Regions from separate parts of the Homo sapiens genome. Here region 2 is linked to region 1. The links are chromatin loops, found by intact Hi-C in ENCODE. Cell type or tissue: ovary. All regions are shown on one strand. Links, peaks and the distances in the headings refer to the core of each region. The heading gives the core; the rest is flanking DNA. Region 1 overlaps SYNE1 (spectrin repeat containing nuclear envelope protein 1). Region 2 overlaps RMND1 (required for meiotic nuclear division 1 homolog).

What was found. Peaks named below come from ENCODE experiments on the same cell type or tissue, not always from the same donor. Only the 100,000 strongest peaks of a DNase experiment are listed, where the experiment ranks them.
Region 2: it touches region 1 in a loop (6-fold over the local background); 15 of 110 quality-filtered maps call a loop at or near these places.

The regions. Positions count from the first base shown.
Region 1 is chr6:152,266,472-152,270,873 of GRCh38, reverse strand. It overlaps SYNE1 (spectrin repeat containing nuclear envelope protein 1), which reads left to right. Exons shown (of 146, transcript NM_182961.4): 99 at 1,588-1,719; 100 at 2,709-2,818. Among named protein-coding and RNA genes, the nearest start is that of SYNE1-AS1, 110 kb to the left of the region's middle. In ovary, for the core only: CTCF peaks have their summits at 2,228 and 2,441 (motif pointing right); no DNase peak of the experiment used is centred there; H3K4me3 peaks cover 519 bases; H3K27ac peaks cover 1,622 bases.
Region 2 is chr6:151,439,422-151,443,823 of GRCh38, reverse strand. The region is part of intron 2 of RMND1 (required for meiotic nuclear division 1 homolog); the gene reads left to right. Among named protein-coding and RNA genes, the nearest start is that of RMND1, 11 kb to the left of the region's middle. In ovary, for the core only: a CTCF peak has its summit at 2,669 (motif pointing left); no DNase peak of the experiment used is centred there; H3K27ac peaks cover 1,290 bases.

The sequences.
Region 1 (4,402 bases), core at 196-4,195:
TCTTTGCAAGGCTGGTGGTCTCTCGTCATGCAGAGTGCAATTGTCTCTTCTAAAGATGCTTCCTTAGGCCTCCCTAAAACTTTCTATCCCATTATCAGTCTCTGTAGGCCTTATCTTCAGCTCAGTTATCTGTTTGTTTATAGTCTAACTCCCCACCAGGGCCCTCATCTGGCTTCCAAAACACTCCCAGCTTCTAGAACAGTGTCTAGTGAGTGCTTATTAAGTAGTGAATGAGTTATATTGAAATTATAATTTATCCTTTGACAGATGAATCTATGTGAGTAGAAAAGCTCTCATTCAGAACTAATCCCATTTGATGTGCAACATTTTAGGGCCTTTCAAATTCCATTAGAATAATCAGGCAGGAAGGATCAACTCTTGCCTAGGTGCTGAGTCATTACTTTGGTCTTTCTCCTTTAGTCAGACTTTCTCCAAGCCAGCTTAGCAATGGGCCAGTTTCTGGTGATGGTGATGGAGGGAGTGAAGGGTACTTTTTCAGAGATCTCACCTTTAATAATCACACCACTGACCTCTCAAGGCTCAATTAAGCTTTGAATTTGTAAAATGGTAACCACACGTGCCCACAGTAAATGACTTTTTTTAATGTGCTAATTGATGGTTCTGAAAGAAAGACTCTTAAAGAGTTTTCATCTTTGAGTACAGTCTATTAATTATGTAGGTCAGTCTATAAATATTATTATATAAACAGCAGACTCTCAAAGATAGAGAATTCTAGGAATAATTTAAATCTATCGCCCTAGTAGGGTAGACACAGAAGGTTTACACAGACCAGTATCAGGGATGAGGCTTCCTGCCTAGTTCAGTGTCTTGGGACTTGAGTTACTGTGGTGGAGGTGAGGCTCTGTGACATAGAGGTCAAGACCTGGTCTGTGAAAGGTGGAACAGAGGATGTCCAGCCGGCCTGGGAAACCCTTGTTTAGACTCCTTGCCTCTATGCTGCAGTACATTTTCTCCCATATGAACTGAGAATCAAATTTAAGTTCTTACTGAATTCCAGAGAGTATGATGCCTTACAGAACAGTGAACTTTTTGCTTCTCAAAGACATTAAAATGTCTTTGATTAATAATCTTTTAGAAAAATTTTTAGGAAGATTATTCTAAAAATCTTTCATTGTCTGGACCTGGATTAGAGAAAGTGACATAAGGCAGGGTAATGCTTTCACGGGAGAGACACAATTATTGTGGGTAATGATCATTTGAGAAACAGTTTACCTTTGTGTGACTTAAAAAACAAACTCATCAAAGGATCTTGAGTTATGTTTTTGTGGAAAAAAAATCTGGAATATCTGATGACCACATTGGTCAGCTAAAAGACTAACCTCTAAATATATGGGTTTTCCCCTCAAACAGTTCTATGTGTGATTATCTGTATGTTGTTCTTGCTCCTGCAAATGCCATAACTTAGATGGGTTTTGTGTTACTGTTTTTTTTAAAAAATGTGGTTTCACATCCCAGTGGAGCCACTTTGGTATCATTACATAGATCACACCAAAGTAGCCTTCTCTCCCCTTTGGTTAAGGTTTTCCGGTGTGTAGCATGACTTGATTTCTGCCTCGTTAAAAGCAGGGAACAGCACAGGAGAAGGAGGAGAGCGATGTTGACCTAACAGCCACGCAGAGCCCCGGCGTCCAGGAATGGCTGGCCCAAGCTCGCACCACATGGACCCAGCAGCGGCAGAGCAGTCTCCAGCAACAAAAAGTAAAGTGTTTCCTACCTCTCTCTAGCTTGCAGATCTGCCCAGAGAAGAACCTGAGAGGCATATTTCAGAAGGACAGACAAGTTGCTTCTGTACTAAAGACAGAGTGTCTCTTTATCTTCTCTTTGAATGAAGCAAGATGTTGGTGTTTCAGTGTATTGACTCATGACCACTGGGATGATTGGTCATTTGAAAATCCAGTCTTTAAGAAAAGCTTGTGTTTAGGTTTACAAATAGTGTAACATGGCTCTCATCTTCTTTACCAGAGATACCTATTCTGTTTTCAGATTTGCCCTCTGAATCTATTTAATTTTAATATAAATCTCAGGAAAGCCTTTTGAGGTTTGGTGAAAGTGTAAGTTGCATGTTTGTTATTTTTTTTAATGAATGCAGTTTGTATTTTTACTTTCAAGTAGATGTCGTTACAAAATAGGATTGCTAATTGTTGCCTAGTGAAACAAATGAACTTTGATGAATAAGAATGATTTCTCATTGGTACCTTAACTGTATGTAAAAAGCATATTCAAATATTTTATTTTCTCAAATAACAAGAGGATTTATTATAAATAATGAAGAATTAAAGCCAAATCTATTGATAACCTAATTTATCAATTAAGTGGAGAACTTAAAAAGCCACTTTTCCCAAGGATCTATCCTTTTAGCATGACAATATTGATTTTGAAAAATGAGAGTACATTTTGTACCACTTGAGGGCACTATTGCCCGGCAAAATTTTCTTTTCCCATTGGTGGTTTTTTTTTTTTTTTTAACCCCCAGATTTTTCAGAGGTATCCTGTATCAAAGCAAAAGAACACTACAGAGTACTTTGGAGACACATTTGAATATTTACATAAACCTCATGCTTTATGCAATATGCAAACTTAAAAGCTCACTACCGAAGTTCTCTGAGAATTTTATAGCTAGAACTATGATTGTAGGCAATAATCATAAAGTAGCAAATGTGTTTGCGTTTGTCCTTTCCCTTGAGCAGGAGTTAGAACAGGAATTAGCCGAGCAGAAGAGTCTCCTTCGCTCAGTAGCCAGTCGTGGAGAGGAGATTCTAATTCAACATTCGGCGGCAGAGACCTCTGGTGATGCTGGGTATGTTTCAAAATGCTTCCATTTTCTCTTCATTGTGTTTCCCTGACATTTGAAGAAAAGTAAACATCTCACTCAAAATTTTATTTTAAACATCTTCTGCAAAATTTAGTCATCTTATTTTTACTTTAGGGTAGTAAATGTACCTGCATTTTGAACATTCTGTTGCATTGCCTGAGCATAGCGCCTGTAGTAAGCTTACTTGTTTGCCCTCCTTCCAGCCTGCGCAGCCTATCTGTCCAAAGATGCTCATGAGTTCATCTTTTTAATCGAATAAGAAATGCATTATAAATGAGATGCATGATGTTTCTAACTGAATGATTGTATCTCACTGGAGAGCATTCTCTCTGTAAGAGCTTATCTTGCCCTAACAACATTCTAAAAAATAAATGCAGGGGCCCGTTAAATATTTTGAAATCTTGGTCTGGAGTGAAGACTTTCAAAGTCTTCTACACAGAAGAGTCAAGAAAAATTAAGGAAGTTGGAGAATTTTCAAGTTGAAGACTTTTATTTAAAAGGTCATAGAGGAATTGCAGCAGTGTGGAAGCACCACTATATTTTGAGGCAGGTCTGAGTTTTATTCTAGTTCCACGAAGGTCACTTTGGAAAAGTCACTCGACTGTGAGCCTCCTCTGTAGAATTTAGAATAATAATCCACTAAGGTCATCACAGAAGTTTTGTGATAATTATGAATGTCAACTGAGAGGATATACAGGAAAACTTTCTTTGAAATCTAAAACATAAAAAAAAAAGTTTTCATGCAACCTCTGTGTTTATGTATTACTAAAAGTTGTAATTTGGTAGTATCCTTTGGCAAATAACTTTGACTCCATTTCCCATTTCTGAATAGTCATTTTTTAGGGGAAGTAACATAAAGGAGGAAATATGTATTATGAAGGTGGTTTTGGAAATATTATTTGTAATACCAAATAATTAAAAAGACATAAATGCTCACTACTATAAAAAAGTTGAAGAAAATTTTATACATATATAATCTTAACCAAAAGTGATGTAACCGTATCAAAAAATAAATGTATGATGCTAAGTAAAAATGTGATATAAAGTTGAAAGTAGAGTATGTGTGTAGATAAGAACTAGAATAGACCGTCAATAATAAAAAAAACATTTTAGAGATGGACGACATAGGAATTAAACTTTTTTTTTGCAGTTTAATCAGTGCTGACATATGACGTCAATGCTGACTACGTACAGTCTGTTACATATACACACACATATATACATATATACGAATTCTGAGGGCAAGTGATAGGAGAATAAACAAACTAAAATGCAATTGCAGCAGATATATTGTGACAAAAAATGTAGGAAATAGGAAGGCATTCAAGAAAAGGAAAACAAAACAAAAATCTGTGAAAGTTTTGACATGGCTAATAAATATCAATGTAAAAGAATAGGAATGAATAGTATTATGGCATCTATAAGCAGGGACTGACTTTAAATAACCCTAAAACTGTAAAAATTGCCTTAAAAATATAAAGGAGTTTAAAAACTGTCTGTTGTGTATCATGCTTAAAGATGCTGATTAGACCATGAATATGTGTCTGTAATAAACCCGAAGTGAGACTG
Region 2 (4,402 bases), core at 247-4,246, 830 kb after region 1:
ATTGTTGTGGGAGAGGGCAGAGTAAAAACATAAAAATATCTTCAGAGAAATAACTTTTTCCAGCACTGAAATTAAGGAGTTAGTTATTTCATGGATTCTGTTATAGGAGACATTATGTAACATGATAGACAATGACTTCAGTTGGAGTTTGGCAAGAGCAAGTCGCATGCTGTCTTTCTGAAAGCACAGGGAAATAATAGAAAATCAGATGTTTCTGGCTGGGCGGTGGCTCACAGCTGTAATCCCAACACTTTGGGAGGCCCAGGCAGGCGATTACTTGAGGTCAGGAGTTCGAGACCAGCCTAGCCAATATGGTGAAACCCTGTCTCTACAAATATACAAAAATTAGCCAGGCGTAGTGGTGCACACCTGTAATCCCAGCGGCTCGGGAGGCTGAGGCAGGAGAATCTCTTGAACTCGGGAGGTGGAGGTTGCAGTGAGCTGAGATCATGCCACTGCACTCCAGCCTGGGTGACAGAGTGAGACTCTGTCTCAAAAAAAGAGAAGAAAATCATGTTTCTAAAGTGGTCTGAGATAATGTAATTTTGGAACATCATTTTTTGAAGATTTTACTTTTCATAGAGAAAGCAGTCTTGGCATGACTAGGTAATATGTCCCCAGGACCAAAGACTGACTTTCCTCTGCCCGAAATTGAGGGCCACTCCATTTTTATACGGCCATCATAGTGGTAAACCCTTTATACCACTTTATACCATCAAAATGGTAAACCCTTTATACCATTCTTGACTGAGACAAGGAAAAGACTCTGCTTTGTGTCAGAAAGCATGTGGACTTTATTTTGTTCCCATAGTTGCACCCAGCTCATCTTTTCAGCTCTGCAGAACAGCGTGCATCTGGAGTTGGCTGAATGAGGTTTCAGTCACCCTGTCTGTTGGAATTAAATCTTTACCTGGTCTCATTTTCAGAGATCATAATCTGAGATACTCAACCCACATCCCTTTGGCTTACAATTCCTAAAAGCAATAGTGGATCCAGTGGCTTATGCCTATAATTTCAGTGCTTTGGGAGGCTGACACAGAAAGACCACTTGAGGCCAGGAGTTGAAGACCAGCCTGGCAACATAGCAAGACTCCCATTTCTAAAAGACTTGGAAAAAAAAAAAAAAAAAAGCCGGGCTTGCTGGTGCGCAGCTGTAGTCCTAGCTACTCAAGAGGCTGAGGTGGGAGGATCGCTTGAGCTCCAGGGTTCCAGGCTGCAGTGAGTCGTGACTGCACCTCGCTCCGTCCAGCCTGGGCGACAGAGTGAGGCCCTGTCACTAAACAAACAAGAAAACAATAATAGCAGTGCTTCTTGTTAATGTCCAGTCTTTGAAGAGAACAGCAGAGGATGGGAACGGCAGGTCTGAGTGGCATGGAGCCCGACACCAGGGAGAATGTTTTCAGGCTAATAGCACTGTGTTACAGAATCACTGGTGGACTGTTAACCATTTTTTTGAAAAATGAAATAGAATAGAAAATAACAGAATACATTGCTCATGATAAACGTAAATACTGGTTTGTGAAGCTTTTGTGGCAATTGGTGTGTAAGCATATATGTGTATATGTACTATGTTTAATGATTTATAGGTTGTAGTCAGAAAAACTTACAGGATAAAGCGTGATCTTGGTAACGTAAAATGTATCTGTGTTTTTATAGCTTTAATCTCCAATCAGTATGTTACAGGAGAAAAGGCATTTTTCCTTAGTATGATCTATCTACTCACAGTACTTCTGACATCAAATATATGGGGACCTCTTCCTCCTCCTACCAGCCAGTTCTCCAATTCTCCAGACACTAACAAGGTGTCCTGCAATTCAGTTCAATTCCAGCACTAGCCAGAGTTAGTGCAGACGCCAGTTAGTTAAGCTCAGCCCCACAAGACTGCCCTCCCAGTTGACACCTGTGCTTCTGACCAACCAGCTCTATGACAACCATCCCCTCTTCAGGTTTGATTATTTGCTAGAATGGCCCACAGAACTCAGGGAATCATTTTATTTATGTTTACTGGGTTTTTTATATAAAGTATGCAAATGAACAACCAGATGTAGAGGTGCACAGAGTGAAGTCAAGAAGGGCCTGGAACTTAGGAGCTTCTGTTCCTCATAGAACTGGGCTGTGCCACCCTCCTGGCACATGGATGCATTGATCAACCCAGGAGTTCTCCAGACCCCATCATCTGGGTGTTTTTAATGGAGGTTTCATTGTGTAAGCCATGATTAATGATTAACTCAATCTCCAGCCCCTCTCCGTCCACCAGAAGTTAAGGGTGAGGCTGAAAGTTCTAAGCTTCTAATCAAAGTTTGGTCTTTCTGGTAACCACCCCCCATCCTGAAGCTGTCCAGGACCCACTGAGAGTCACCTCATTAAAACAAAAGATGTTCCCATCACTCGTGAAATTCCAAGGGATTTTTAGAAGCTCTGTGTTAGTAACTGAAGGCAAAGAGCAAATACTACAACCAAAAATGCCCCTGTCACTTAGAAAATTACAGGGGTTTTTAGGAGTCTGTACTGGGAACCAAGGACAAAGACCAAATGTAAATGTATTATATCACTATAGAAGCAACATTGCTGTAACACACTAATTTTCTTCAGTAATACAGTGTAAATGAAAGTATAATTTTTAAAAAAATGTTCTGATCAGAGCATGCGATGCTCCTAAAACAAGAATCATATGTAGATTTCTAGCCCCATCTGCTGGAACATGTCTTCTTTGGCCAGAAAAACAAAACATACTAAAATACAGTGGTTTGGGGTTTTTGCTTTTTGGGTTTTTTAAAACATTTTGAAGTAGAAAAGCCCTGAATATCATAACTATTATCGGTTGGTTTGACACATCTATTTAACAGGAAGGTGTAGATCCCCATCCTGAAACCCAAAATATGCTTTACATATATATGTAGCTAATGCTTAATAAGGATTCACTGTAAAAATCCAGAAAAGGATGTATAAAAATGAAAGCTGCTCAGAAAACAACAGCATCTTTAATAAAGAAAAAAAAGCAGACAAGACATTCCATGATTCTCTTTCCTTTTACCAAATAGGCTAAAATAAAAAAAGCAAAGAAAACAAAACCAAAACAAAGTGTCTAAAACGTCAAGTTCATCTATTAATAGAAGAAACCCACAACTAAGACTCAGAGCTAAGAAGTTTAAGGAGAATACAGAAAGTAGTGTAGCAAACCATATAAGCTGAGTGACATTGGATAGAACTTTGAGCCAAACTAAATGGGAGATCCCAAGAGAAGGAAAGGGGACAGTTGACAGTCTGGAAAACCTACAACAAAGATCCTTAGGATGGCCAAGTGAAAACAGATTGTGTTTAAAGATTTATTCATAATTTATTTGGAGCTTAGAATATATTTTCTCATAAAAATAGTGATTGACTTGTCCTGTCCTTGAGAGTTGAAAATAGTACACATTCTCAATTTGCCGTTAGTGTCGGAATATTCACATAATTTGGGATACCAGATTGCCCAAAACTCAGTTCTGAATATATTGAGCCTTTTATTTTTATCTCCAAGTGGCGGTTTTTAAAACTGACCTTTTACCTTGATTTAAAATAATAGTGCCTGGCTGGGCATGGTGGCTCACGCCTGTAATCCCAGCACTTGAGGCCGAGGTGGGCAGATTACCAGAGGTCAGGAGTTTGAGACCAGCCTGGCCAACATGAAGAAACACCGTCTCTACTAAAAATACAAAAATTAGCCAGGTGTGGTGGTGCATGCCTGTAATCCTAGCTACTCGGGAGGTTGAGGCGGGATAATCACTTGAATCCAGGGGGTAGAGGTTGCAGTGAGCTGAGATCGCACCACTGCCCTCACGCCTGGGCGACAGAGGAAGACTCCGTCTCAAAAAATAATAAATAGGCCGGGTGCGGTCACTGATGCCTGTAATCCCAGCACTGTGGGAGGCCGAGGCGGGAGGATCAGATGAGGTCGGGAGTTTGAGGCCAGCCTGACCAACATGGAGAAACCCCGTCTCTACTAAAAATACAAAAATTAGCTGGGCGTGGTGGCGCATGCCTGTGATCCCAGCAACTCGAGAGGCTGCGGCAGGAGAATCGCTTGAACCGGGGAGGCAGAGGTTGTGATGAGCCAAGATTGCACCATTGCACTCCAGCCTGGGCAACAAGAGTGAAACTGTCTCAAAAATATAATAATAATAAAGTAAAAAACAGAATAAAATAATAATGCCTGCCACCGCCATTAACAGACCTTGTACTCTAATGCCAAGCTGTATATGGGACAGTTGCCAGCATGTCTTCACTGGCACTATAAAATATAGCCAAGAAGATAGGCTCTGAGAGTAAGAAGTCTGTGTTGGTTAGGAGTAATTTTGTCCTGGCTCTCTGGTATAAAGCTCTCAAATGTAAATCCGGGTGGGATAATGGACTCAGCTCTGTC